Regions from separate parts of the Mus musculus genome. Here all the other regions are linked to region 2. A link is a loop called in an ENCODE intact Hi-C map of the cell type or tissue named here. Cell type or tissue: left cerebral cortex. All regions are shown on one strand. Region 1 overlaps Acvr1 (activin A receptor, type 1). Region 2 holds the start of Acvr1 (activin A receptor, type 1). Region 3 has its middle 35 kb from the start of Gm13546. Region 4 has its middle 90 kb from the start of Upp2. Region 5 has its middle 76 kb from the start of Acvr1. Region 6 overlaps Galnt5 (polypeptide N-acetylgalactosaminyltransferase 5). Region 7 overlaps Acvr1 (activin A receptor, type 1).

What was found. A loop is a pair of places that touch in the nucleus more often than their neighbours do. Peaks named below come from ENCODE experiments on the same cell type or tissue, not always from the same donor. Only the 100,000 strongest peaks of a DNase experiment are listed, where the experiment ranks them.
Region 1: a loop joins it to region 2, with 1.8 times the contacts of the local background. A loop is called at or near these places in 6 of 42 quality-filtered maps.
Region 3: it touches region 2 in a loop (3.0-fold over the local background); 4 of 42 quality-filtered maps call a loop at or near these places.
Region 4: it touches region 2 in a loop (2.9-fold over the local background); 16 of 42 quality-filtered maps call a loop at or near these places.
Region 5: it touches region 2 in a loop (7-fold over the local background); 4 of 42 quality-filtered maps call a loop at or near these places.
Region 6: a loop joins it to region 2, with 2.7 times the contacts of the local background. A loop is called at or near these places in 2 of 42 quality-filtered maps.
Region 7: a loop joins it to region 2, with 4 times the contacts of the local background. A loop is called at or near these places in 20 of 42 quality-filtered maps.

The regions. Positions count from the first base shown.
Region 1 is chr2:58,508,050-58,512,049 of GRCm38, forward strand. All of the region lies in intron 3 of Acvr1 (activin A receptor, type 1), which reads right to left. Among named protein-coding and RNA genes, the nearest start is that of Acvr1, 57 kb to the right of the region's middle. In left cerebral cortex, no CTCF peak of the experiment used is centred here; a DNase peak (open chromatin) is centred at 2,267.
Region 2 is chr2:58,564,865-58,568,864 of GRCm38, forward strand. It overlaps Acvr1 (activin A receptor, type 1), which reads right to left and starts at 1,964. Exons shown (of 12, transcript NM_007394.3): 1 at 1,923-1,964. It also overlaps a transcript of Upp2 not described here. In left cerebral cortex, a CTCF peak has its summit at 2,489 (motif pointing left); DNase peaks (open chromatin) are centred at 663, 1,624, 1,925, 2,405 and 3 more places; H3K4me3 peaks cover 3,970 bases; H3K27ac peaks cover 3,446 bases.
Region 3 is chr2:58,197,170-58,201,169 of GRCm38, forward strand. No RefSeq gene overlaps it. Among named protein-coding and RNA genes, the nearest start is that of Gm13546, 35 kb to the left of the region's middle. In left cerebral cortex, a CTCF peak has its summit at 2,446 (motif pointing right); a DNase peak (open chromatin) is centred at 2,464.
Region 4 is chr2:58,663,266-58,667,265 of GRCm38, forward strand. It overlaps a transcript of Upp2 not described here. Among named protein-coding and RNA genes, the nearest start is that of Upp2, 90 kb to the right of the region's middle. In left cerebral cortex, CTCF peaks have their summits at 1,580 (motif pointing right) and 2,391 (motif pointing left); a DNase peak (open chromatin) is centred at 2,376.
Region 5 is chr2:58,640,425-58,644,424 of GRCm38, forward strand. It overlaps a transcript of Upp2 not described here. Among named protein-coding and RNA genes, the nearest start is that of Acvr1, 76 kb to the left of the region's middle. In left cerebral cortex, CTCF peaks have their summits at 1,874 (motif pointing left) and 3,711 (motif pointing right); DNase peaks (open chromatin) are centred at 1,532 and 1,972; H3K4me3 peaks cover 394 bases; H3K27ac peaks cover 1,204 bases.
Region 6 is chr2:58,028,010-58,032,009 of GRCm38, forward strand. It overlaps Galnt5 (polypeptide N-acetylgalactosaminyltransferase 5), which reads left to right. Exons shown (of 10, transcript NM_172855.3): 7 at 1-151. Among named protein-coding and RNA genes, the nearest start is that of Gm33594, 22 kb to the left of the region's middle. In left cerebral cortex, a CTCF peak has its summit at 1,550 (motif pointing right); DNase peaks (open chromatin) are centred at 1,557, 3,104 and 3,526.
Region 7 is chr2:58,482,816-58,486,815 of GRCm38, forward strand. All of the region lies in intron 4 of Acvr1 (activin A receptor, type 1), which reads right to left. Among named protein-coding and RNA genes, the nearest start is that of Acvr1, 82 kb to the right of the region's middle. RefSeq lists an enhancer at 2,720-4,000. In left cerebral cortex, no CTCF peak of the experiment used is centred here; DNase peaks (open chromatin) are centred at 1,887 and 2,497.

The sequences.
Region 1 (4,000 bases), 57 kb before region 2:
ACAAGTTCTTTGAACCGGAAGCTCAAAGGTTTAGCTGGATGGCCAGCAAGACCTCGGGACTAGGATCAGAGATAGGAACCGCTTCCTGCTTACTCTGTGATACCTGAATTTTAGGCCTAAGCACCGAGCCATCCCCCTAGTCCCTCAAAACCTGGTTTCTTTTACCGTGGAGACTGTTTCCCATCCTCTTTTCCTTCCTACAGTGTTAAACAGCCACAGTTCTCCAGCTTTGTTTCAGCTAGTGGGAGACCATCACCTCCTACCTGTTCCAGGATGTCCTTGATGCTTTCCAAGGTCCTACCACCTCTCCCCTTAGTCTGAAAAGTATATTTCTTCTTTCCTCTAAGGGTAAGAAGGACTTCCTTATCCTCTGGGTCCATTTAAGATCTCTTTTCTACCCCTAGTCCTCAGTTAGATGCAGCCTTTGTCTCCAAAAACAAATGGTATTCTACACACCGACTGCCCAACACGGCTGCCCTCATTCTATGGCTTGCTTCCTTGCTTGGTCTTTCTTGTGAGACAAGATCTAATAACCCAAGCTACCCTAGTACTCATTATGTATCTAAGGCTGTCCTTGAACTTGTGGTCCTCCTGGCTCGGCTTTCTCAGCGCTTAGAGTAGAGGGATAATCCATGAGTCTAGAGAAATTGTAAGGTTAGTAGGATCAACTGTCAATAATTGGTAGTGAAATGGATATTAGGTTGGGGAGCGGGCACAATTCAAAGTCAGTCTCTCTCCCTCTCTCCATCCCCCCTTCCTCCTCTTCCCCCTCTCTCTTCCATCCCTTTTGAGTCTATCCTTTGCTGCCCCCCCTCCCACACCCTCCCTCTCACTACACTATATAGCTATGGAAGTGAGAAAAAAAAAACACCTTTTGGATTCTTTCTGCTCCACCTTCCTCTCACACCTGAGTCCTTCACACTCCAACCCCACGCCTGTGTTGAACCTTGCTGCTCAGCCCTCTGTGTTACATGTCCCAGCTATATCTGCCTCAAAGCATTTAATTTGGGGCAAACTTGGCCATGTACTTACTATTTTTCCCTGGATCCCCTAAACAGACATCAGTGCGCCAGTTGACTGCAAGCCTGCTTGATGACATCCCTTTGCAGTGACCAGGCACTCAAGATGAACTAAAACCTTAGTTTTAAACGTGAGTCTACACTGTATTTGGTTTAGGTAGGGAAAGAAAGTCAAGGTGTAAGTTTGATATTGCACGGAAGCGACTTAGGGGGTGGGAGAGGCTTCTGCAACCTCGATTTAATGTAGAAGCAACTGGGTATTTGAGATAAATTAAAAGAGATCACTTCTAACTTGGGTTCCCAGCTTTCCAGAGTACCATCCAAGAGACGCGGCCAGACAGAAAGGCGCTGGCAGACTCTGGGTGCACCAGACAGTTCCTGCCGGACAATAGCCCATTTGGAAAGGCCTGCTTGGATCTCTCATTGCAGACACCAGCTGATATGCCGAGAGCCATCCCTGGTGACTCTGGGACAACTTCGGTAGCTTGAAAACATGGCTCCTCCAAGTCAGAAATTGACATATCATCTCTCCCTCACCCCCCCGCCGCCCCCATGTCTTCTAACAGTTATTGACGCTATTCAGAAAGTTATGCTTCTGTGCCTATTAATAACCTCAGAAAGAACCTTGAGGAGGTGTCAAGATAAAAACGGAGCTGGCTCCGGGAAGCCAAAGACTCAATCAGAGGCTACAGTTGCAATTAGTACATTGGAGACGAGAGAAAGGAAAGACATAACATCTTCTGTGTTCGATGTAATCAGTTCAGGAAGCTTAAAACAAAACACTTAGCCAATGAACTTAGCACGGAGTGGAGAGCATCGAAATCTACAGGAAAGGAAATCCTCTAGGAGCCATCTCCTCATAGAGATCGCAGTGCTGAGGAGCTGCCTGCAAAAGAGTTATTTCAGAGAAGTTTGCCTACAGAGCTGATTATCACTAAGCCTTTTGTAGTTATTTACACCTCTGTACAGTTTCTGTAAGTGACACAACTCAGTTGCAACTCGATCAACCAACTCGAAATAATGGAATCACTAATTAATCTTTAAAAGGACTTTTCATGGTGGTCTTTCTCCACCCACCTTCCCCAGGAGAGTGTGATTAATGGAATGTTCTCACAATTTAGCTTGAAATACGCTTTTGCCAGTCAAGCAGCTACAACGGAATCAGATAATTGTGGTGTGACTCAACAAACGCCACAGCTGTTCATTTAAATATATCCGTCAAAAGTATAAATACGATCATGAGAAAGCAAAGGAGCCTTGTCCCAGGGTCAGAGCACAAGTTGAACCAGTTAGCATTCAAGTAACCACAACAGAAACCAAGGAGACGCTGGGAAGTGGGGGGATGGGGGTGGAGCCAGACTTCTCAATGCATGCTCCATGGAAAGAAACCAGAAAACAGTTATAACCCAATGACTATCCACCCAGCCCAAACCACTCATGGACCTAACAGGGGCAATGCTCAAAATAAAATTAAGTGCACGGTATTCAATGAGGAGTTTTGGGTTTTTTGTTTTTTGGCGTTTTTTTGTTTTTTTAAATAGATGATGTCCCAAGCTCATAAAGATAGAAAGCCTGTAGAGTAGAAACAATTTATTCTGTCTTATGAAAAACAGTGGATACCTCTCTACCCCCAACCCCCACAAATAAACAATACAATTTAAAAACAAAACAAGCAGCAGCCTACTCTCCATCTCCAAAGATATATAAACTGACCTCCTCTGCTCTTCCATTTCCCCCTGGGGTATTCTAATGAGAATCCCAAGCATCTATATCATCTCTTCCACTAGCTCCCTGGTAGTTAAGCCCAACATCTCACCTAACAAAGTTGATATTGTTCCAGTATCATCTAAAATCAAATCAAGTCTTTAATCCAAGTAGGTAAATTGTCAACTATGAACAATCTGTGCCTGAAGAAATGAGGAAGACTAGGAAAGTAGGCTATTGGTTCTTTTAGAATGGTGAGTACTGGGGCGGTGTTAGCATTGCAACATTCTGGCAATGATGTGTGCCTAGTACTGAACAATTAAGTAACTGTGGCCACTACTGTTGCTCCTCAGTGTCTCTATGGACCACAGTCCTTTGTGTGAAATAAAAAAGATACAGGTGTAACACCAACACTTAAGCCAAAACCTCTGAAGGTAAATTTAAACTGAAAATATTTGCAAAGAATATTTTATTCATGAGTCTAGGTCCTGCCCACAAAAAATAGCTTTAAAGCAGTGGCCATCCAATCACAGAGAGCATCGCTGCTGCCCAGGTTGCAGTATTAAGATGCTCATTTCCCACTGAAAGAGAATCAAAGCAAGAAGAGAGTAAACAAAGTCTATCTAGGAAAAAAAAGAGAGAGAGAGAGAGTTCAATAGCTAAGTCCATTTACAGGTAAATAGGGAAAGAAAATCTGAAGTTTGAGAGCCTTGCCAGGCAGGAGAAGGAGGGGCCATACTAAACCATACTGCTATGTGCAGGTCCCTCCATGTTAAAGCCATAGAAAATGACAAAGAAACAATTATCGGGCCCTGTATACTACCAATGTGCTTGACCTGTGTGGAGGTCACAAAAGTCTCACTTTATCACAATTAACTAAGCTAGATATGTTTGTTGTGTAACAGTTTCCTCTAGGACTGAAACATTCCAGTACACAGGTAAGCCCCTTAAGTAGGAAAGTAAAGAACTCAACAGAGCTTCAGGAAGTCCCTGAAACTGACCAGACTCACTAGACGCCCTCTGACAGAATAAGCAATAAAAGCTGAGAGTGCCCCTCAGGCGGAAGGAAGCTGGACTACAAAAAAAGACTCCAGACAAGTGGAGCTGCAAAGAAGACTCTGAGACCAGACCAGCTGGCTGGAAAACAAACGCCAGCTGAGCTGCCTAGAAGAGGTTTAGACTAAAGTCACTTGGAAAGGACACTCTCCAACCTGTAGAGGTTCCTTTAGGCTGTACAGTATGCTCCAGATTCTGAGCTCTGTGAGCTGTCACCCATG
Region 2 (4,000 bases):
TCTTAACTCTGCATCCTTAATATTCTCTGTAATTACTTAGCAATTACAAGAAATTTATTCAGATTCAAGTGATCACTCTAGTCCAACATGCAGAAGTTGTAAGACTATTATCTCAATCAAGTTCGCTCTAAAACCACTCTCTGCTTGGAGCAGACCTCAGCCACACAGTTGAAGAGAGACCATGAGTCCAGCCCGTGCCCACGCTGGCCCTTGCTCTTTGCCGGCTAAAGCCAAGGTCTATCTCAACATCACTCATCACCTTTGAGGACTCCCATGTACAGTGGCAGCAGAGATGCTGCGTCCCATTACAAAGTGACAGCCACCCAAGGCACACGCTGCTCAGCTTCAGAACACTTCCATCCATTTGTCAACCCCAGGACAGAAAACAAAAGTAACCAAATCACAAAGGGAGGGAGCTGAGCTTAGAACGGTAATCCAGATCCTATGCAGACTTAAAATAACCTTGTGACTGCACTGTCCCCGAGAGTGGCATGGGTGAGGCCTGGGATTCATACTTAAGCAGTGTGCCAACTGTAGAGCTGCATGGCAAGGCACTGTCTGAGGTCAGCACAAGTCTAGTGTCTGCCGCCTGCCCGAGCCTGGGCCCCCGGCCAGCAACCCACCTCCAGAGACTAGTGCCAGGACATACTATAGTGTTTCCATTTAAGGCCTGCCACTTGGATGAGCCCATCTCTGAAGTTTCTTAACACCACCTTTCCAGGAAGAATTTTTTGGGGAAAAGGGAGGTGGTGTCTATTTTTTGCCACCGCCTTCCCTTGGGCTGTCAGAGCAGTCTGCCTCTCAAGAACTGGATCCTTTAAAATCACTGCGTTATGTTTCTATTTGAGGGATTTTTTTCAGAAATTATATATCTATGCAAACAAAAAACATATATATGTGTATGTATATATATATATATGCAATCGCATTAAACATGTATGGGACCAGAGACGTTTCCCATCATCTCACACCAATCGCACAAACCGCAAAGAAGAAAAGCCAATAAAGAGAGCAAATCCAATGCATTACCGTCCGTCTCTCTCCAAACACCAAATTAATGGCAACTTTTTAACCAACACACTTTTCTTCTGCAACAAAAATGGGTGTTTTCTTGCCCAAGTACCTTCCTCCATAGCTCCTCTGCCGTGCAAGGTACGTTCAGATCTCCAGGGGAAGAGGGAGGTAGGGAAGGGTGGGAGACGTAACTGGCACAAACTGGACAGAGCCAAGCCAGTCTCTGAACCAGACAGAAGTCCATGCACGTAGTGAACCCACAGGCCCACAATTCTCCCCAGCGCGCCCAAGGTTCTAGCCTCACTGTTTTGGTTAGTGTCGAAGGAAGGGTTTTAAACTTGGCAAAGTACTATGCAACATCTGTAACCACATCTGCCTTCTGGGGATCGGAAGATGAATCCCACATTCCTGGCTTTGAAGCTTTTTGAAACTGCAGCTAGGAAGGACAGAGGGAGGGAGGGAGTTGAACAGAGTTTATTGGCTGTCTCTCCAGCAGAAAATTCCTCTTGGAAGAGATGGATATTTTGTGGGTGGGGGTGACTGGCCAATCTCTTTAGTCTGCCAAGCTCAGCTTAGAAGGTGAGCCCGGGGCCGTGAGGCCAGATCGATTTATAAGTCCGAGGCGCACACCCTGCAGGAGTTCATCCAACGCACACCCGAACCCCCTACTCCAAGCCTCTGTCCACCCCGGATCCCACCGGCAGCCAAGGCCCTAAGCAAGTCGGTTTCGTTCCGCCGCGGCTTCCCCCCACGTCGAGAGGGCACGCAGCTTGCCGGAGAAAGAATGAAAGCGAGGGGGAGGCACCGAGACGCCCACCCTCCACCTCCGATCCCGGTCTCGCCTCCAGCTAAGCTCCCTCCTCCCTCGGTCCCCAGCTCCGGCGGCGTGGCCGGCGACCTGCTCTCACCTCTGGTCCAGCGGCGGTCGGGTGCTGAACCCGGGGAGGCGGAGAGCTCGAGGCGACCGGGAGCTGCAAGGCGGCGCGGGAGGGCGCGGGGCGGGGCGGGGCGCTGCAGCCGGCGTGGAGCCCGGAACTCCGCGGGCCGCGGGCGGGTGGCCCGGGCGGCGGCGGCGGAGTGCAGCGCGGCGCGGCACGGCGCGGCGCGGGGCGGGAGGCTGGCGGCCACGGGGCCGGGGCGCAGGCTGGCGGCAGGCACCGGGCTGGAGCCGGGGAGACGGCTGTCGCGGGGCGGGAGGCGGAGGGCGGGGAGGAGGGCGGAGGAAACTTGCGGCGGCGCGGGGCTCGGCTGGGGGCGGCGGGGAGCCGGCGGCGGCAAAGTTCCCCCAGCGCTTGGGGGCGGCGGCGGCGGCGGCGGCGACCGGGAGCTGGAGCGGGAGGAGCGGGAGGAGGAGGAGGAGGAAGTGGCTGCGGAGCGCTCGGCCAATGAGTGTCTGGAGCTGTGATTAACCAGGCAGCAACACATCATTTCCTCCCGGCGCGGATCCAGGGAGCCGGGAGGGAGAGGGCCGGCGGCGGGGCGGGGCGCTCCTCGCGCCCCCTGCAGGCGCCCGGCCCCAGGGATTCCGCCCGCCTAGCCATGCTCGCCCGCCGCCCCCGACCCCCGACCCTTCGGGCCGCCCGGGCTGTGGGCTGCTGCGAGCCGGGCTGGCGGGACGCGGGGGAGGCGCGCGGCACGGGGAGCGGCCAGGTAGGCGCGGGCGGGGCCGTCTGGACAGCTCCCGGGGCGCGGGGCGGGCGGACAGCAGGCAGCCGAGCCGGGAACTGCGGGGGCTCCTGCACTCATCTCCAGCCCTGCGTGTCAGGCACAGGGGTGGATACTCAATGCTCCGCCTCAGCCAGGCCATCGTTGCCTTGTCTTCTGATCCCCTTCCACTATGCTCATTTCCTCGCAGGGTCTAGGGTTATGCAAGCGTTTGCCATTTTCGCAGTCGGCTTCCTTGGTAATAAAAATAAGCAAGTCTGGGGGGTGGGGGGGGGGGGGGCTTCTGCAAAAATCCCGCCCTGTCCTAGGCGCCACGGGAGCTTACAGTAGGAAGGAAGGAACATTCTCCGCCGCAGAGAGGCTGACAACTTTGGTCCTTAGAAACACAAAAACACCCCAGTGTGCTAATATTATCTGGAGCATCAAAAAAGGCATGCAAGGATCAAATTTTGCATGGTGCCCGCTTAGTGTTTGGAAGCAGCAAGCCATTTTCTCTGCCCTCTAGAAGCTTATAATGCACAGTCCTATCACAAAGCAAGAGTAAAATCATGACACCAATAAATGGGGAAAACATAAAGTATTTTTTATCCCTACAGGTCCTTTCATGTAGAGGGCATTTATTGGGTCGCTGGCTGCAACACTGCAGAAGGTTGCAAAGGAAGTGGAAGATCGGGCCTTTGCAAAAGCTGCAAACAAGCTAGCTTTACAGGCGTGTGTGTACAAGGAACAGCTAGAAAAGAGCCTTCAGGTGTTGTGTAAGCAAAAAGGCAGAGAAGGTTTTTGGTTCTTTTGTGTTTGGATCGTTCATTAGAGGGTCCTTGTAGTTATGTTTGGTGGCGATCAGGCGAGGAAAGTTCAGGTCAGATCAAGGCAAGATCACCAATCTGTAATCCCTGCTGGCTGAAACAATACAACAGAGCCCTCGGTAACACTTGCTTCAACTGTCAGCCCTTGAGGCTCACTGGTTTGACCTTGGGCACACTTTGAACCTAAGAGAGGGAAATGGGAGCCAGAGTGGCTGTGCAGCTATATTGCAGCTACCTCTTCGTGCTGCTGTGTGCTTTTAATCTTCCAAATGTTTACAGTCCCTTCCATGAGGGCAGGCACCAGGCTCGGCTGTGTTCATCCTGTATCAGCATGCCTAACAGTGGTGTATGTGTGTATGTTTAATAAAGACTTCCTAAAAGGTAGCTAGGTGGATTGAGGAAGCTTGACCTGCTTTGGGCTGCTACTGCCATAGATGTTCTCTTACTGTGGCTGACTCACTGCAAGAGCTAACAACCCCCTGTGACTACTCAGTGTTCCAAGGGACTCTGTGGAA
Region 3 (4,000 bases), 370 kb before region 2:
AATGGACAAAGTGCAGTGTGTACACACCATGGAATGCTATTTGATAATAACTAGAACAAAGCTCTGTCATTTGCAAAAACACTGGTGAAATTGGGGGACATTGTGTTAGGGGAAATAAGCCAGAGATAGATGGTAAGTGTATTTTTCTTATATACAAAAGTTTGAACTGATCTGAAAGAAGAAACAAAGAAAAAGCAAGAAAAAATTAAAAAATACAAAAATATGGTGGATGCTAGAACCTGGAACCTGGAAGAAGCCTGGGACAGAGTCAGTGGGTAAAGGGTTGAGGGGTTCAGTTGGACAGGCAGAGAAACTTGGAATATTTGATACCACAGTAGAGCAACCAGTTGATGATATCCAATTGCTTTATTCAAAATAGCTAATGGAAAGGATTCCGAATGGTACCCCACCCCCAAAAAACAAAACAAAAAACAGGAGTCGATGAGCACGTGAGTCATTCCAATCAGATCGTTAAACATTGTAAAGATACACTAAACTCCTACACTGCATCTCACAAACTTGTATGATGAATAAATAAATATATATGCAGAAATAGTGGAAACAAAATGCAGAAGAAAAACATCAGAAAAGATGTTCTGCTTATTTCCTTCCCAACTCGCTGAATATGCCTATTGTGTTTTCATTTATTTAGACAGATACCTGAGTGCCCAATATTCTGTGTGTTGAGATCATATCATTTCTTCGTATCTTCAGCAACCTACTGTTAACACTTTGTTGAACACATCAATATAGCACTTGCTGAGGCTGACAAGGTGATCGATTATATTTGGCTTGACTCCTCAGTTGGACATCTAGATGGGAGTTTAAGAGAGCTTTCATTAGAGAGAGCTGCTAATGAAGACAACAAAATCAATTAAACAAATTAAGTTACAAGCCGATCCATTGCTGTTATTAAAGAATGGCTATATTCATGCCATGGTCACTGTCAGTCGCTCATCTCCCCTAAGGTGGCCAATAGCTCGGGAGTTGGATGATATGCTGTCTGCTCCCATTACAGAAACGCCACTGACACACTGAAGCTGTGGAGCTGGATTGGAAGGTGAGGAATAGCCATGGGCCCCAAAGCTCCGAGAGTGTCAGCTGAAACCACTTCTCTCTGGTTTTAAAGGAAAAAAAAGAAAGCTCAAGAGCAATCTAGGAGGAAGGGGGAAAGGACATCTTTGGAAGAGACTGGCTGCTGTAAAAACGTTATTCTTGGAATTGATCTCATCAATTTTTAATAAAAGTGAGAAGTATAGACATGCCTACACATTGAACAGAACATGCCACGATTAACAATGGATAGTAAAGTTTTCTATCTCTTCAGCCTTTACCGAACAGTTATTTTTAGGGCATCTTGCTTTCTTTATACTTGTTTAGGAGAGTTGTCTTATTCCCTAGGCTTATATTACTATCAGAGTCCCTGTTTTACCCAAACTGAATTTCAGGGTATCACTAATTCCACAATGTTGCTAACAAGGAGCACTTACTACCCTGTGTGAACAATGCATTCTGGGATTGCTTAAACTCCACAGCTTGAAAACAGAAGTTGTAGGTCATGAACTTGGAGATGTAAGGAGAAGTTTGCTTTACAGCATGCACACATTCTGTTTGGGAATATTATCTTTAAGAAACTTGGAAAGAGCTGGGCAGTGGTGGCACATGCCTTTAATCCCAGCACTTGGGAGGCAGAGGCAGGCGTATTTCTGAGTATGAGGCCAGCCTGGTCTACAAAGTGAGTTCCAGGACAGCCAGGGCTATACAGAGAAACCCTGTCTCGAAAAACCAAAGAAAGAAAGAAAGAAAGAAAGAAAGAAAGAAAGAAAGAAAGAAAGAAAGGAAGGAAGGAAGAAAGAAAGGAAGAAAGAAATGAAGAAACAAAAAAAGAAGAGAAGAGAAGAGAAAACAAAAGAAAAGAAAAGAAAAGAAAAGAAAGAAAAGAAAAGAAAAGAAAAGAAAAGAAAAGAAAAGAAAAGAAAAGAAGGAAACTTGGAAAGTAGCCAATGTCTGTCTTGCACTCAGCAGGGGAAAACACAAAGGTGCTTCTTGAGGCCCCACAGCAAATCCACCTCTTATTCCAGGCAGACTGAACCTGAGAGAGCTTTAGCGCCTTGGAGAATTAGTTATTTAGCCCAGGCTCTCCAGCAATTTTTCCTATCACATCAAAACACTTTAAAGCCTATTATGGATTCAGTTTTGATTGTGTACATTTCTTTAGAAGTGATGCCATAGAGAGTTTATCATGCAAGGGATGCATCTGATCCACAGAGATGTTCTTCTCAGATACCCGGCAATCCTCTGAGAAGGAAGACATCACGGAAGTAATGCATTGCCTGGTTAATTAAAACCTCGTCAGCATGCAAGCAAATATTTATTCTCAGATAAACCTAAACGCTTCCTGATTTAATTAATTCTTTATATGGCAATGCAGACTCATTTTGCTAGCCACATCCAGCAGAGGGCAGGATGCTCCCACCAAGGGCCAGCTGGCTACAGCCTCTAGTCAGAACACTGCAACTCTCTATCAGAGGAAAGAACATTTTCCTGGTCTTGGGAAGGTCCTCAATTTCTTGTAAGAATCTGAGTAAATCTGTTATCAACTTGAAAACAGAAGTTGTAGGTCATGGACTTGGAGATGTAAGGAGAAGTTTGCTTTAGAGCACGCACGCATTCTGTTTGGGAATATTATCTTTTAAGAAACTTCCAAAGTAGCCAGTTTCTGTCTTACTACAGAAGGTATGTAGAGAACTGATTTAGGGTTCTGTGTGTATGCTGCCTTTGTTAAACCTGAGTTATTCTTGGCACATGTCCTGCCTCGGTCCTACCACTCTCCCTATTGTAACTTGCCCTCTGCCCTTAGACACTCATAGCAGCTCCCCACTGGCTTCTTGTCTGATGCCCCTTCATAATCCCTTGGATATGACATGAGATCACCACTAACTCAAATTCCCCTCTTACCAAATGTAACTCAAGTGTGAGAACATGAGTGGTTCTTCCCCTTGTTTGTGATATAGATCACTAGGGAAACATTTTTGTGCCAGGCCTTGAGCACCACAAGGTTCTGAGCATTTATTCTATTCTAGGTAGATACAAGACAACACAGATGTCAAACAACAAACTAGAAGTTCCTTGTTAGTACTGTACACACTTTTGGATATGGGGGTTGTCTGGGAGGACTAGGCAGTTGGAGAGGATTTTCATCTTCCTAGGACATCCCCATCCATCTCTGAGGGAAGATAGAAGCAAATTTACTTTCAACTGTATTATTTCTGTATACTTTGGGTACTGGAAACTTCCTTTAATGAGAAAGTAATGCAAAAAACAAGCCCTCTAGTCATCAAAAATCACAATGACAACAAGAAAGAGAATTAAATACAAGTTGAAAACCATTGACCTAAAATATGTTTGTGAGAAAAATCAGGGCATGCAGCTCTCCCCAAGAGTGCATCTAGGGATGAAGCGCTACTACATTCTGTTAAGAATCCTCCCATTATTATTGAGTTTTTATTATTATAATCATCCCCTAATAGTCACCCTTTCCTAAAATAAGCTAAAGTATTGGGACCGGAGTAATATGTGGCATTTTGACAACTGTGAGAACCCATCTTTTGCACCCAGGAACTTTGTGCAGGAAGGTGATAATTGACCAGTCTCTCTGACCACTGGCTGGTATATCAACACATCATCCAGAGTGCTTTCAACACTTCTTGGATGCCGTGAAGAAGCCTTCATCCTCTTGGCAGAATGTCTTAATCCATCCTAAATGTACCAGGTAGCACCAAGCTTCATCAACCCGTTGCAGGTATTTCCACCTGCAGAGGCTCTAGAAGGCCCAGCTCTGGTTGCTCCAGACCCTATTACACTCCTTCATTATGTCAGAAAGAGGAACGACACTTGCTTTTAGTGGCTCAGCAACATAGCTGAGATTAGCAGAAGAGGGTATGCCTATAGGAGCTTGTGGATGATCTGATATAAGATTTGTATTGATAGGAGTCAATGT
Region 4 (4,000 bases), 98 kb after region 2:
GGCTCAGACACTGCCATCTTGCCAGTAGGAACAGGGAGTCCACTCTTCTACTGGATTTCCGTAGAACAACCCCTTCCTCAAGCCTGTCGCATTCTCCCCTCCTCCCTCTTCCTTGATGATTTTAGTATCTTGCTATACAGCTCAGATTAGCTCTTAACTTGTTATCCCCCTGTCTCAGCATCTAGAGGGATGGGATTATGGGTGTGTGTTCTAGGCCCAGTTTACTGTGTTCTTCTTTTTCTCCTACACAGAAGCTCATGGCTTGAGTGGCCACTCAGCTGTCTCACGGGGTTTCCTGAATAGCTCTTTCCAGGGGCCAGGCTCTTACTGTGTTCTCCACAGCCCACTAAGTACAGTCTTGGCTGTGTGTGCTGCTGAATATTTCAGTGAGACTTTTTATTATATTTATTTATTCACTGGAGCTGAGAGGGGCACCACAGCATAGGTGTGAAGTTGGGAATTCCTTCCATTGTGTGGGTCCCAAGGATCCAACCTGAGTTCTGGAGCCCTGTCAGTCTTTTCCTTTAGAGGACTTTGAGAAGATTATAGGCCAGGCTTGTAATCTTCCTGCCCCTGGGAATTAGTGTTATGAGCCACCACGCCTGGCTAACTGCACTCCAGTCTTCATCCTAAGATCACTGAGATACGGGCAGGGAAATCAATAGGCTTAATTGATATTTTAAGAAGGATTTTCAGGCTTCTCTGTGAGGAGTGAGTATCCGGGTCGAGACTGGAAGGGAGATCCAACTGTCTCCCAGATTGAAACTGCACACACTGGGTCAAGTGGTTTGGAGCAGCTGGGCGAGCCTGTTTGGAAGCAGAATTAGGAGGTAGCACTTACTGGTATCAGCAGCGGAGGAGTGAAATGAGTGGGTGACGCTTGAGGTTGAATATTTCTGTAGATTTATGTGACTGCACTACTTATTAGAAACGGGTAACTGCGATACTTAATAAAAACCCTACTAAGAGCATGTTGCATGTTTGATGTTACAGTGATAGTGGAGGATTCGTGGGTGAGCCTCAACAACTAGGTTTGCAGTGTAACCCCTGATAGCCTCTGCAGGTCCAGAGGCCCTCAGATTCTACGACAGACTCCTAGGCCTTTGCAAGCCTCAGTCTCATGTACTCCATGAGTCTTCTTTATGCAAACAAGCCTCTTATCTCCCAGCTTCTAAAGTTGGTTCGTCTTCTACCTCAGGAAGACTCCAACGGGGAACAAGCTGCTATCCCTGCACCCCCAAAAAAGAATTCAACCCAATATCTAGACTCTTCGGTGGTATAGTGTGTGTGTTCAGTTTGCAAACAACAGTTTACACTCCCCCAATCCCCACCACACACCACCTCTTTGAATTCAAGAGCTTAGTCTGTTTAAGTCTCAAGTTCCCACTGTGAGGCAGAGAGCACTTAACCCCTTGCAGAATGCAGCCTGTGCTTAGACCTATGAGAACATTACCTTCTTCTCCAAGAACAGGAGATATGTACTCCGCAGTTTTACAAATAGAAGGGTCATTAGCATTGACACCAACCAACCAACCAACCAACCAAATAACAAACAAACCAAACAACCCTAAAGAACTGCTTTGGCAAATAACAACCTCAAGGGGGCGCCCTACCCTGCCACTCTGGAAACTCCCCCCCCCCCCAACCCCCTTCCGGGATTCCCACTCTTGCTCTGAAGTCAAGACGCCAGACAACTGGTCTTATTTTGAAAGAACACAAGAGTTGCTTTCCACCTCAGTTAAGTGACGGGATTCCTGGCAGGTTATCTTTCAGGCAGACGAGAGGTTGATGGATCTTCCTGGGAGACAGACTTTGAGCTATAGAGAGCCATCATGCGATTGACCACTATCGCAGCTCCCGTTGTCCCATTGCTGTCTCCACATAATGGGAGTCTATGACCGGTATGGATTTCTGTTGGCTTTCTTCTCTGATGCTGGCCTTCAGCTTCGGTTTGTCAGCCTCTCAGCAAGTGCAGCAGGAAGCAATAACAGCTCCTTTTTTGTGTTTGTCCCCTCTTCTCTGCGACCCCCGATGGGCAATGCACTGAGCACTTTACATGCATCGTGGCATAGCCTTGTGATGATCATTCTGTGAAGTGCTAACATCACTATATTTGCTTTACACTTGAAAATTGCAAAGTGTGAGCAATTAAGTCCTTTCTTTGCGGTGACCTATTTACAGTAAGGGTTTGCGGCTTCTTTCTGCCTTGCATTCATTTTTCTTGTCTCCTTTGCTTCTTTCTTCTGGCTTGTGCTTCCTACTGCCAGCCTTTCCATTCAGCTAACTTTGCCTGACAGATGGAGCTTCCTCAGTTCTCAGGTGCCCTGAAGGTTTCCTGGCAACCACCTGGTCTTGAGGTCCTCAGCTGTCACAGCAAGCACTCTCTGCTGCCCCCACCTGGCAAACTCTAGCACTGACTCGTTTCTTGGCCAATACATTTGTAAGAGTTTTCCACTTTTAAATTTTCATTAGTAAGATGCTTATATGCGGCTGTTTAAATTAAGATAGGAGTGATCAACTTCTAAGGAAATACAGCCTGCAAATGAATTTAAAAGGATGGAAGCTCCCCGTGTGATGGGGTACATTGGGTCTCAACGCAAGTTAATGGAAAGTGAAAATGTTCGCAATTCAGAATTGGCTTTAAGTTTTCCTTGTGATTTTTGGAGCGACTTTGCATTGTTTTTAGTGTATTTCTTCTTTATGACTTTATACTTGAAACTTTGCCAGAAGTTCCTGAAAAAAATTTAATCTAAAGTGCAAATTTACTATTTTACAAGGAGTCATTACTTTTGAGCTTATTAGAAAAAAAGCCAACTCGAGGTCAGTAATTACCTCACAGAAGGCTGAGTGCTGCTTGTTTCTCTTGTGTGCCAGGCCTAGAGTAAATGTTCAGAGCTCGTTTGCTGATTTAGAAGGAACACACAAGTGGTTCTTTATGAGGTACCGAGAAGAGTTGAAAGGGAGTCTTATCTGACTTGGGTTAACCCTAGAATTTATTTTAAATACATGGTTGTTTGAAGACTTTCCTCACTAAAATACTGCACAAGAACAAAGAACGGGTATCCTGCGCTCACACGGCTAAGGACTTTCTAAAGCATTTGGATTTCTTACCTACGATTAGCTCAGTTATTGCTAGGCTGATCAATAGGCACAACTCTGAGATCAAGAGCAATTCAGAGCACTATTCTCCCTTCAGCCCATGTTCATTGTTTACCGTTTGAATGAGACCTGTAATCAGCATTATTTACCAATCTTTACAGTGGAACTTTAAACCAATGGTTGTTCCTCTCTTCACAGGTATTAAATACCATTTCAAGCATCCTTTCAGGGATTCTGGGCTTCTTAACCAAGTCCATTTCCCCAGACTTTGCAGTCCATGGAAGGAACATTGAACCTGAAAGAGTCTTTGAGAAGTATTTGTTATTTAACTTGAGGCAGCTGTTCTTAAAAAGTTACACAAGTCTATAAAGTCTTTAAAATAGATTTAAAAAAAACCAGTTAAGATCTAGCCTTGAAATACATATAAAATACATACTAGGAATTTCCTTTGACATTCTTTGCTATTACAAATACTATTATAACTAACAATTCATCCAATTATAGACAATTAAATTAGGATTCAACTGCTAAAAATTAAACACATATATTTGGTGGGCTCTCTGAGCCAAATTGCCTTAGAAATGTCATTGTTTATTGCCGAAAACTCTAAAGCATGTATATAACTGTAGGAAATACTGAAAGCAGTCATCTTCCCCCCTCCTTGTCCTTGAATTTTTGCCAAGTATCATCAAATATCAGATACACACTGTAATAGCAGATTTGCTTGAATGTCACTATTAATCTAATCTGTAACCTTTAACCTTTTGTTTGAGGCATTTCAGAAACTTTACACAGATAGCTAATGTCCAGAACAACCAGAGCCAAATGCAATAATCTTACAGTTGAAGGACAGCCAAGGCACACTCTTTCTGAGGATGCTTTTCCTTGGAGCCAATATGAA
Region 5 (4,000 bases), 76 kb after region 2:
TATATATATATATATGCATGTATCAGTCTGTCTATTTGCCTATCTGTCCTGAAGCTGAGTAGAAGATTGTCTTGTATACATTGTCACTGAACGGATAGTTTACTATGTTGAGTCAATTAAGATATCTAACTCCTCCAGCTTTTCCACTTTCTATCTTACAAATCCCCTTCTGTTGACCCAAGGACCTCCCACAACCCTGCTACACAAACAATGGAATAACATTGAAGCCAAAGTAGATCGCAGTTAACAAAGGATGCTTTGTTAGCTTTTTGGTAGGAAAAACTTAGTGTTTAACTGGTGCTAGCACACACAGAAAACATTGAAGAAACAGAAGAGAAATGTTGCACTGTGGTTTCTGAGGCAATGGGGGGGGGTGGGCATCAACCAGGAAGGATCTGGCTTCATAATGTGACCTCATATAGGAGCCATGGGATGGTGGTAGTGGTGGTGATGGATCTTAATGACATTCACCCTATGGATGGTTGCTTCTTGCGAAGGGTCTCATCTTTCTTCTAGTCACCCATAGCTAGGAAATATGTTAGTTGGATTATTTGGGCAATATTTGGCTACAGAAAATAGAAGGCATATTCCAGAGAGTTTAGAACACATACCTGAGGTTCAAAGGTTAACTAATGAAGACACCCCTCCCATCATCCTGCCATGTCTTCCTCAGATTTTTCTCTTGCTCTTCTCATCTGGCTCCTCTGTAGTTGTCACAGGATGACTGTTATAGTGGCATATCCAGAAAGTGCTGTCTAGGGACAGAAATGGGAACCTTCTGAGCAAGTGCCTATGGGTGTCCCTTTTGCAGACATCTGTGGCAGCATTCTCAGTTTGAATACCATCACACGAACCCATAGGTAGTGGTGAATGCATTTAAATCCCAGCACTCCGTAGACAGGGACAGGCACATCTCTTGGAGCTCCAGGCCAACTGGTTTACATAGTAAGCTCCAGGACTGCATAGAGAAACCCTGTATCAAAGAAACCAACCCAACCCAACCAACCCAACAGCAAAACAGAAAACTATCATATGCCTAGCGGACGGATAAGATAGTATTAGGTAGATTTCTTCTGTTTTATTTCCTCATCTGTAAAGAGGGAACATAATCTTCATGGTAAGATTATGCAGAAAAGAATATGTGTTCTGCAGCATTGTGCTTGGTTCACACCTACTCAAATCTCTAGTCTGGGCTTACAAGTCATTTCCTGAGTAGCAAGACTGAACTTTCTCATCCCAATTATAAAGTTACCTCGGTCTAAACTCCTGGTAACCGGAGTTTATTTTTCTGCAAATACTCAGAAAAAGAAGGATCAGTACGGTAAGGCAAAACAATGGCAGGCAGCTGACAGCGCCTGCTGTACAGAATGGAGGACCAGTACTATGCAAGGGATGCTCTGTCTGCCACGTGACTAGAGTCTGGACTACTGGGTGCAGAGCCTGCCCGACATTGAGAGGAAACGCCACTGCTCCAGGTGGGGATCCAGGGCACAGATGGAGTACAGATGCTGATGTATGTGCTTGTGATAAAGTGTATGAACATTCAGGATGATTTATTCTTATCCCAACTCCATTCCTCATAGGCTGGCCCTGGGCACCACCACAGCCCCGAGTCGGAGCCAGCATAATAAATCACAGAGTTCCTCACGCTTCAAAGGGGATGCTAACGTGAATGCTGAATAGAATTCGCGTTATCATGTAGCCGAGGGGGAAAAAAATACCATGCGTTCTCACACAGAATGGGCTTTCTCTAGAAACAATCAGATTTCCCATTTCGGCTCCCCTCAACCCCCCCCCCCCCCCCCCACCAGGCTTATCTCCATAGACACAGTGCCATCTACTGAAAATAGAGCACCAATAGCCATGGTACCCCAAGGGATTCCCAGGAGAGCCCCCTCTCTGTGGGCTCTGGGTCTCACCCACCTCCCAGATGGACTGGAGGGAGTAGGCGGAATCTGCAGGCTGTTCTCCTGTCACAAACTGGAATGCATCTGTTCACTGGTGCTTTCCATGAGCACCAGGGAGAAGTTGCGCAGGCCCAGAGGAGCCTGGCAAGACACCTACGAGGTAGATGGAAGCGCTTAGCTGTCCGTTCTTGCCTTCAACTGACTGTGAACTCTAGCTATCCCGGAGAGGAGGCCTGCTGTTATACTAAGAGTTAAGAATAGCTGACATGTTTTCCTTTAGATAAATATGAGGTGTTTCTTTCCATGTAATACTTTAGCTGTGTATTTAATTCTATCTATCCTCCAGTGAAAAATTGTAATGGCTGACACAAGTAAGAGATTCTTAACAGAACCCTGAAGCCTAACTGAAACATCTGTATTGTGCCTTGTTGGAACCTGTTGATGACTGAGGTGGCCTTGCAATCCAGTTGTGACAAATTTTTCATGGCAGTTCATTGTGTTCCCTCTGAGGTAATTCCACAAGTGGAGAGATGGAGATATGAAAGAGGGATCATTGCAGACGTGTAAGGTGGAGATAAAGGAAGAACCACAAGCTCTTTGATACACCTTCTCTGAGTGTGCTCATCCCTTACTGTAAACACCTCCTGCCACTCTACCTCCTCCTCCCTGGGAATCCAAGTCCTGAGCAGCCATTCAGAGCTGAGGGGAGCTCAGAGCTCTGGCTTGGATTGGTTCTGATTTGACTTCTGGTGTGCAGTCAACCCCACTTCCCTGTCCATTTGTGCCTTCAAATCTGGCCCCACTTCTCTAACTGTACTGGCTGCTCAGTTTGTTCACTTCTTTTTAAAACACGTTTTTCTAAAACAAAGGTCCCGTGCTGATGTCTGGGATGGGACCATTTATCACAAGTATGCTTTTCGAAGAGGCATTTGAAGCTGAATTAGACGTGTCTGTCATTCCCTTAACGGTCACTGCCTACTTTTAACTGCAGTGAAGAAGTGCCACTGGTGTGTATGTGGGGCGGGACAGGCTGAAGGTAGGATGTCCTCTGGACACAGCAACCATCCTGGAGTGTGCTGTGTGTGTGTGTGTGTGTGTGTGTGTGTGTGTGTGTCTGGGGGGAGCGGGGGTGGGGCAGCCTGGAACCAGACACAAGTCTCTGAACCTAAGCAAGCAAGTTGGGGGTCATGCTTCTGGATTCTCTCTATATATCACAGTTCCAGAAAAATTTGAAATTAAACCCTTTTTTAAAAAGTGCCAAGAAAAATTTGGGCTCAAACTTGTACCTCTGAACTAACTGTTAAACCTGACATGATCTTGAAGAATTCACTGGCCTTTCTGAACCTCAAGTTGATTTTCTAAAGTTTTAGAAAAGTGGGCAAAATATTCTCTGTCACTAGGTTCTATAGAGACTACGTGTTTTTTCTGCACCCATGATGACTACATTGGTCAGACTTCTCCAAAGGAACAGAGCTGATAGAGTGAATGTATAGTAAAGGGAGTTATTGTGTTGTCTTGCAGATGCAGTCTGTGTAGTCTAACAGTGGCTGCCTTGCACTGGAGAGGGCAAGAACCTGATAGTTGCTTATTCCATGAAGCTGTTCCTCTCATCAGGCTCAGCCTGGACCTGAACCATAGAGGATTCCTGGTGAGCTGCTGGTCTTTATCGGAATCCCAAAAGAAGTTGGTTCTAATCTTGGTGGAGGCCTGTCACAGCAACAGGATATATGGATGTGCTAGTGAGGGTGAGGGCAAGCAGACAGAAAGGAAAGTTTCCTTCTTCTAGGTCTTGAATCTGGGCTGCCACCAGAAGGTGGCACCCACGTTTTTGATGGATCTTCCCTCGTCAAATACTAGGACCATGAGAATCCCTCACAGCAATGCCCAGCAGCCTATGTTTTTGGTTAATTCCAGATGCAGCTGAGTTGACAACCAAGACTAAACTTCATGGTTCGAATTTATAACCACTTTCTAGAACTTCTTGTGGGTTGCCATCAGTAAAAGAAAACACAATCCCTCTGAAAGACAGTGATGCCAAAGTAACCACATCAATGGTTTCTTCCAGACCAAGCTGGCGCAGGCTTTTTCCGTCA
Region 6 (4,000 bases), 540 kb before region 2:
TGGGGATCACCTCATAGACCAAGGGCTGGATGTGGGCAACCTTACCCAGCAAAGGGAGTTGCGGAAGAAGCTGAAATGCAAAAGTTTCAAGTGGTACTTGGACAATGTCTTTCCTGACTTGAAGGCGCCCGTTGTGAGAGCTAGTGGTGTGGTAAGTTAACAAGGCCGTTTGCTAAAACAACAGAAACTCCTTTAAGCATGCTTAGAAAAGAATGACTCTAAGCAGAAGGCACAGATGACACTAAAAGAGAGTACAGATAGATGAGAGTTGTTAGAGGTATATCTGAAGAAATCTATCATATGTCATGATGACTGATAACTAAATATCACATACCTATACTGCACATAAGAGACCAGGAAGTATGTCAGGATGTAGGCTTCATATCCTTTGGAATTTGACACTGAATAGAGAACAAGAATAATAAGAAAACAAAGTATGGACACAGAATTCAATGACTCTTATGAAGGAATGGGCCAGAGATGCTGATGCCTTATAAATGCATGCTGTCAAGAAATCCTGTCAGAAGATTAGAAGCCAGGTCTGTGACAAAATGTCCAACCAGCTCCGAGAAAGCAAGGTGTGGAGATACAACTCCTACACAACTCAGGACAGGTTGTGGCAATCAAGATATGGCGAGGTGGATGTGACTGTCAGGGGATAAATGGTGAAACCTAGGTAGAGAAGTGAGAGTCAGTTCATGTAGAGTCTTGTGGGTAATTTTCTTTCCATATTTCCTTCCTTCTTCAACGGGGTTGAATACAAGCTTCAAGTACAGGGGAAATACAGGCTTTAATTGGGTTCTAAAAAACTTTTGTAGAGAGGTTGAAAATAATAAAAATAGTCAAGGCACTAAAGGAAGTTTCACAAAGGGTGAACTGAGGTAAAGAATTTGAATGGGGCACAGTGCAAAGGGAAACTCGGAGAAGCTGAGACCCTGGGGCAAAGAAAGCCTGGAGTCCACCCACGAGTGCAGTTTCCTGTGATGGCATGTGACAAGCCAGTCCTCCACTTGAGCTCATGTTTATGTTTGTGGATTAGTCTCTTAGTTTACTTTTTTATGTTTTCACTCATTGCCCCACCTCCATGTTCAGGAAGATCTCTAACTTGCCTGTCAGTAGAACACTGGCAGAGGGCTCTTCCTAGGAAATAAAGGTATAAACCAGCCCCTCTCCCAGCCTGTCAATCTCCTAATAACAAAGACTTGATAAAAAAAAAATGATGCTGTTGTCCCTACTATAGAAATCCAGAGGGAGTAGTAAAAACAGGAGAGCATTCTGAATATTTGTTCTGATTTTATATAATTTAACCAATAAATACATGTAACCTGGCTTATTTATAACAAAGTGTTGTACAGCAGGATTTGGGGAAGGTCAAAGTAGACATCAGCTACTTTCGATAACTATGTAGGAAGGACTGATTGGCCTTAGCCACATCAAACACGTCACTTGCATCTTTACATTCCATCCTCCAAACAAGCATGGCCACGAAAAGGCTCAATAAATTTCTCCAGAGAATCTGAACTTAACTTAATCTGCATTACTTAACGTTAGCCACAAGAGGGTGCAATCAAACTATCTTTGGATTCCTTTGTAAGTTGCCACTGGTCTTTGAAAAGCTCTCCTCCTCAACAAAAAAATCAGATGCCTGCGGATGCCTGCGCCCTCATGTATGAAAATGCTGTGTATACATTTCGCCAGATATCACCAGGCTCTTCTTTTTTTTTGTATTTCTGTTCTCTTTTCTGCCTCAAGCACACAAATATTAATGAAGAGATACCATTTACTTTCTTCTAACAATCGTGTTATTACCATTTTAAAATTTTGAGGTTTTTTTTTTTCCAATGAATACCGAATACCAATCACAAAAAAGTTGCAAAAAAATTAAAATCTGTTTGTTTCTTGACCCACGTTTTTCCAAACGTTCAGCCTGTACACCTTGAATTTTATGCCCAATCAATGTTATTTTTTTTGTAATTTTTCATAAAGTCAATAATATTTTAAATCAATAAACAGCTCATCATCACTGTTTTTTTATTACAGTAAGTTGTAAGCAAACAGCCTAATCCTAAAGTTCAACAATTACATAAATAAGTGTCAGAAATCTCCACCTTTGACATTGGGAAAATGAAACCATTCAACACAGAAAGTATAAAATCTACTCAGTGCTTTATTATTATTTTTTTTTAACTTGAAATAGTTTGCATTGAAGGATCAGGGAGGAGATATTTTTCCCTCAGCCTCCAGTGTCTTCCAAGGCCTGCAGGAAGGAACAGTTTGAAATCAAAGCAAAACAATAGCAACAACAAAACTATATAATCTAAGCCTCTCCAAAGCATAACCTGGGTAATGCTAGCTGTGCGGTCAGGAGTCAAGTAGATCTGGGAAAGGAAACAGTTCCCTGAGCTGGAACCTTGTGTTCTGGAAGAATCTGAGAAGTCCTAGGATGGGCAACTTGCTTAGCTGTGATGGAGCCAGAGTTTTCCAAACTTATTTATGATAGGATTTCTGAATGAGCCATGAGGACATGAAACTTAGAACAATTAGGGTTTTAATTTTCTTCTTTGAACTGCAGAATTGTTCTATGCCTTGTGCTCCCTGAACTTGGAGTGCCATTGCTTGATCCTTCACGCTGCCCCCTGCTCAGACCTACTGATGGTGAATGTGCGTGTATTTGTCATTTCAAACTGTGAATGGAACATTTTGAAGATTTTGTTTTTAATGGAGATCTGTCCTCCTAGAAACACTTTGTGTTCCCCTGTGTCAGACACTATAGAAATGTCAACCATTAAAACTGCCAATGTTTGTTTATATTCCTTGAAGGTTGGTGAGGGTTCCTAGCCCTAGCAGGTAGATCACATTTTTATTTCAAAGCCAAAGGTCAATGTGAGGTTTCAGATTCCTAGAGAGAATCTAGCTTCCATATTTTCTCCCTGTGCTAGTAGATCAAGCTTTTTTCCTAAAACCCACTGGCAGACGGTGGTCTTTGTGTGGAAACAGCTCAGTCCCAGCTCTGACTTGCTCATCACCTCACACACCCCACATGCCCACACCCATTCCCATATGTTTCTGTGGGAACAGTCTTCCTACTTACCAACATTGCAGTAGTCCTTCTCTCGGCCTTCTCTCTGCATTTCTGACCTCACAAACAACTCCCTACTTACCCTTCAAGCTAAGCTATGCATTTGCAAGTGCAAACCAACCCACTAGACACCCCACTATAAAAATCTAATGATGTTGCAGCCAACATGGCCTCTATTACTGCAGCACCCCAGAAAGGACACAGATATGCTCACTATCTCCCAAGCTTCTCCGCCTTTCATGGAATACATATAATTCCTCCTCTATACCTCCGGTAAATTGAAAAACCTAAATTGCATCATTAACCTACCATCTTGTTAGTGCTGCCCAGCGCGTCAAAGGAATCAACCTTGTCTGCATTAAATGGCAACCGAGAGAAAGCTCCCTCCATATTTGACCCTGTAAATCCATTAAAAACTCCAGTCTGCCAGAAAGGGCCCTCATGTTTGGCTCTGTTTTAGCTTTCGTGACTTTCCTGTAATGAGTCGTAGCTTGACTGAGTCATTAGAAAGAGTCTGCCAGGGAATGAGCTGGAATCTGCTGTTCTCTGAAGGACTCAATTTATCTATGATCCAGTACCTAAGTGATCAGATAATTTGGAGGGGTCAGCCAAGGAACACAGCCTCTAAGTCTTGGCTTGAAATGGAAGGTGTGGACATGGACTATTAAAATATGCATTGAGATCAATTCAAACCCTCCCTTCCCAAATCCTTACTGTCTACTCCAACTTTTGCTCACTTCCATTTAGCATTCCAGCAAAGAGTTAATGACTAGCTAATGTCCATTGCCACTGTGACTGAATCACAGGTTTAAACTGACGGCTGTGCTGTGACAGAGTGACATTGTGTCTCTTTTAGAGAAGTGACCAAGAAAATCATATAGTGCAGACTTTTGCCAATCTATCAATCATCTTTTCACCTTA
Region 7 (4,000 bases), 82 kb before region 2:
GGTAAATATCTATGTTTTTCAATGGCCTTGTACAACCCTTGTGAAGGGGTCATGGCCCACTGAGTGAGAACCACTCATCCACAGCATCACAATAAACAAAGAAGTAAAGCAATACACATAAATAACTGTATGGTCCAAGGCACACTTTGTAGTCTAATTATAAGTTCTTAGTGAGAGCTAGTTTCAAAGTTGCAGCCTAAATTAAACTCTATATCCATAGACATAGGAAAAAACACTGCTTTCTCAAGGTCTCTTGTTTTTGACAGGATAAAATAGAGAGTGTGTGACAGATGTCTGGGCTATAACCTAAAGAATTTCACCTGAAGCAAGAAGCCTCAAGTAACTTTAACATGTAGTGAAATTCAACTCACTAAACCCACTTGTGCAGTGTACAGAGGTGTGAAGCAGCTTTAACCCTAATCAGCATTTACTCCTGCAGAGTCTCCCTAAGTCTCCTACAACCTCCTACATACTTCTTACATTTATACAGACAGAAATAAGAGTTAGGGACTGGACTGCTTTTCTGTTGGTGACTCTTCTCAATCAAATGTCAAAACCCATGGTTTACATACCCTTGCTCTCAACACTCAAGACAAAGAAAAGTGGCCAAGGGAAAATGGCTATTCGTGGGATATAACCACTAACTCCATCTTTGATATGGAACCAGGAGCCAAACCCCAGTTAGCACTGAGTACAAAACCTCCAGTGATTCTGGCTCTCTCACGCTGTTCTCCCAGCATTTCTTTTCCTTAACTGGTACATCCCCATAAAATGAATTAGCAAATCCTTTATGTATTTATTTTATACAAACACACAAATATAAATGAAGACTTTCAATTCATAATTTAAGAATGGCATCCCCTACCGTGCTGTGGTGACACACGCCTTTAATTTCAGCATTTGGGAGGCAGAGGCAGGTGGATTTCTGAGTTCGAGGCCAGCCTGGTCTACAAAGTGAGTTCCACGACAACCAGGGCTATACAGAGAAACCCTGTCTTGAAAAAACAAACAAACAAACAAACAAAAACAAACAAACAAAAAGGACATCCCCTCCCAGACACCACACACACACACACACACACACACACACACACACACACACACAATGGCAATTTCATCTGGCAACCTGGGTTAGTGTGAAGAGGTGCCAAAGGGGTTTTCTGAATTAGGATTGCTAACTCAGCAAAGGCTGAACGGGAGGCAGACGGTGGGACATGCTTAGATTTTAATATCCACAACTCACAGAGGTACAGCAAGCCTCAAAGTACCCATGACTCACTTTTTCAGTCTGGTCTAACCTAACATTCACTATAACGTGTGTGGACCTGTAAGATTTTATTTGGGCTGGGTGTTGGGCTAGGGGATACCTTCAAGGGCTACCCATAAGAATGTGTGGGTTCTGAACCTCTCAGACCCTGATATCGATAACGCAGACGTCAAGAAGTAGATAATTGTGTTGTGTGCTGCCTCTCCACGGTGCAACAGGAAGTGTGATATCTGAAGGGAATAAAGTCTTACACCTGCCTGTGTGAATAACCAGGAAGTGCCCTGGCAGAAGGCAGCAAGCCTACTCTGCCTAATTGACATTCATTTAAATAATTCAGTAATTTAAATGTCATGCCAGAGGTATTCCCTCTCTGCACAGCTCACCCACATTGTTTGTTCTAAGAGGCACCTCCCAGACTTACTCAGTGTTATGGCTGGCTCAGCTTGCTCTCTGCTCTTTGTATCACCAGAACCAGGGCCGTGTGAAAATGCTCACAGCTGGAGCTGGCTAGGAACAACCTGGAGAATTCTGACCGCAAAGGATGGCTGCTTCCCCCCTCTTCCAGGGAGGAAACCTCCAGGGTGGTAGAAGATTGAGGTTCTTCTGCAGAGCCAGAGGCACAAACTGGGAGTCCCCAGGAGTCCACAGCAGCCAAGTCTTTTAAAAGATTTTTCTTGTTCTGGGCAAGACTCAGCTCACCATCTGGACACACCTACTAGGAGATGACTCCAGACTGGCAAAGCAAAGAGCAGCGTGAACTTCATCAGACTGCTCATAGCTGGGGACAATCTTGCGTTTGGTAGCAAAATTATTCACGTTTGTGTTGAGCTGGGCCATCAGCAGTTGAGGCATGATGCTGCAGACCTCTCTGTCTCTGTCCGTCTAGTGGTGTGCTGCGTAATGCTTCAGGCATTCAAACAGATTTATCGTTCTGTAGGGTGCATGAAAGCCCACCTTCTCCATGAAGACCTTTGATACAAGACAGATGAGCCAGGACCCTGTGCTAAGGGTCAACCAAAGAGGACAGGCTGAGTTCTTATCTGACCTCGAAGGGTGCAGATAATAATGCAGTAATTAGAAGGTGGGTGTAAAAGCCCAATAGTGCAGACGTTGTATAAGCTAAAAAAAGGGAACTCCAAACATCCTTGGCCTCCTTCCAGCAGTCCAAACGATTCATTCATTTGAAATGGCAGTTTATATTAGGTGTATAGATTATGGGAGTCCTTCCACCCGGCTCCTAATCTAGGAGCCCTGTCTGGCACCTCTCCAGAATCTGCAAGCATTTGAGATCTCTGGCATTAAACAAAGACTTAAGGAAGGATTTTGCAATGCCAGGTTTCATTGCCAGCAAGCCTGCAACTCAGACAGGAACACAAAGGTCTATGCGGAATGCCCACTGAAGGGCACTTGATCCTCTGGCAAGAAGGCAGGCTATATACATTCAGGGACAAAATACACCAGGGGCCCAAATGCTCTCTTAATCTACATACTCCTTTAGGAAATCAGCATCTTAGTTCAAAAAAACCAAAAAAAAAAAAAAAACCAGAAATATTGAATCTTAGTAAAGTTATACAGCCAAAAAACTAATAAATTTCAAGAGAGTTATGAGAAAAAAGAAATAGTCAAAAAAAAAAAAAAGACTATGAAATAGAAAGAACAACAGGCAAGTCCAAGAACTGTGAACTCAGGATGTAGCTACTCCAAATGTGTTTCTCCTGAGTGTTCTCTAACTCCGTGAGTGGCATGCCCGCTCATGCAACCACACAGGCCTGATGGTCTCTGGCTTCCATTATTCACAAGACAGACTCTATAGTCTGACTCACCCAGCTCTCCACCCTGCCCTCTTCAGATCCTGGGAGCCCTCAGGAAGCCTCTTTCTGGTACAGAATTCCAGGTGCTTTCTTTATAGAAGCCTCTGAACCTACCGAGAAAGGATCTCACTTTGCCTGCTTGGGCCCAGCACCTGAATCTTCCAGGGCTGATGGCCCTTTGCTCTGATGCTCAACAACATGAGGACGGAACCCACAGCTACCAGCAGCAGCAGCCTCCGGAGTTGGCAGTACCAACCTGGTGGACATTTGCTTCAGCATGAATTTTCCATTCACAGAAAACATTCAGGGGTAGGGAGAGACCTGAAGCTGTTTTCTGAGCAGACTGGGCCCATAAAGTCTTCAAATGTCAACACAGATCTTCGGGCAAGGCTTAGTCACCTACTGGCATGTCCGTGCAAATCATGTCTTCCTAGAGGGGCCTGTCACACCACCGACTCTGTTCACTACTCAGTACTTGCTATGAGAGCATAAGATTTGTGTGTGTGTGTGTGTGTGTGTGTGTGTGTTTGTGAGAGTGTGTGTGTGTGTGTGTGTGTGTGTGTGAGAGAGAGAGAGAGAGAGAGAGAGAGAGAGAGAGAGAGAGAGAGAGAGAGCGCTTGTTTTTTTACCAGAGGCCAGAAGTAAATAAGGAACTCTTTAATGCACTCATAAAACAGCTGGGCTTTGCGGGTGGTCTTCGTTTGGCTGGCTGCTTTGTGGACTTTGGGCTGCTAAGATGCTCTTGTGATCAAGGTCATTAACACACACACACACACACACACACACACACACACACACACACACACAGTAAGTGCCTTCGAGTCCAATCAGTTTAGAGAGAGCCATGTAGCACCTGGCTGCTCCCGGAGGAAATCTGCCCCTGGTCTTTGCTGCCATTTTTCCACCATCTTTCCACCGGTAA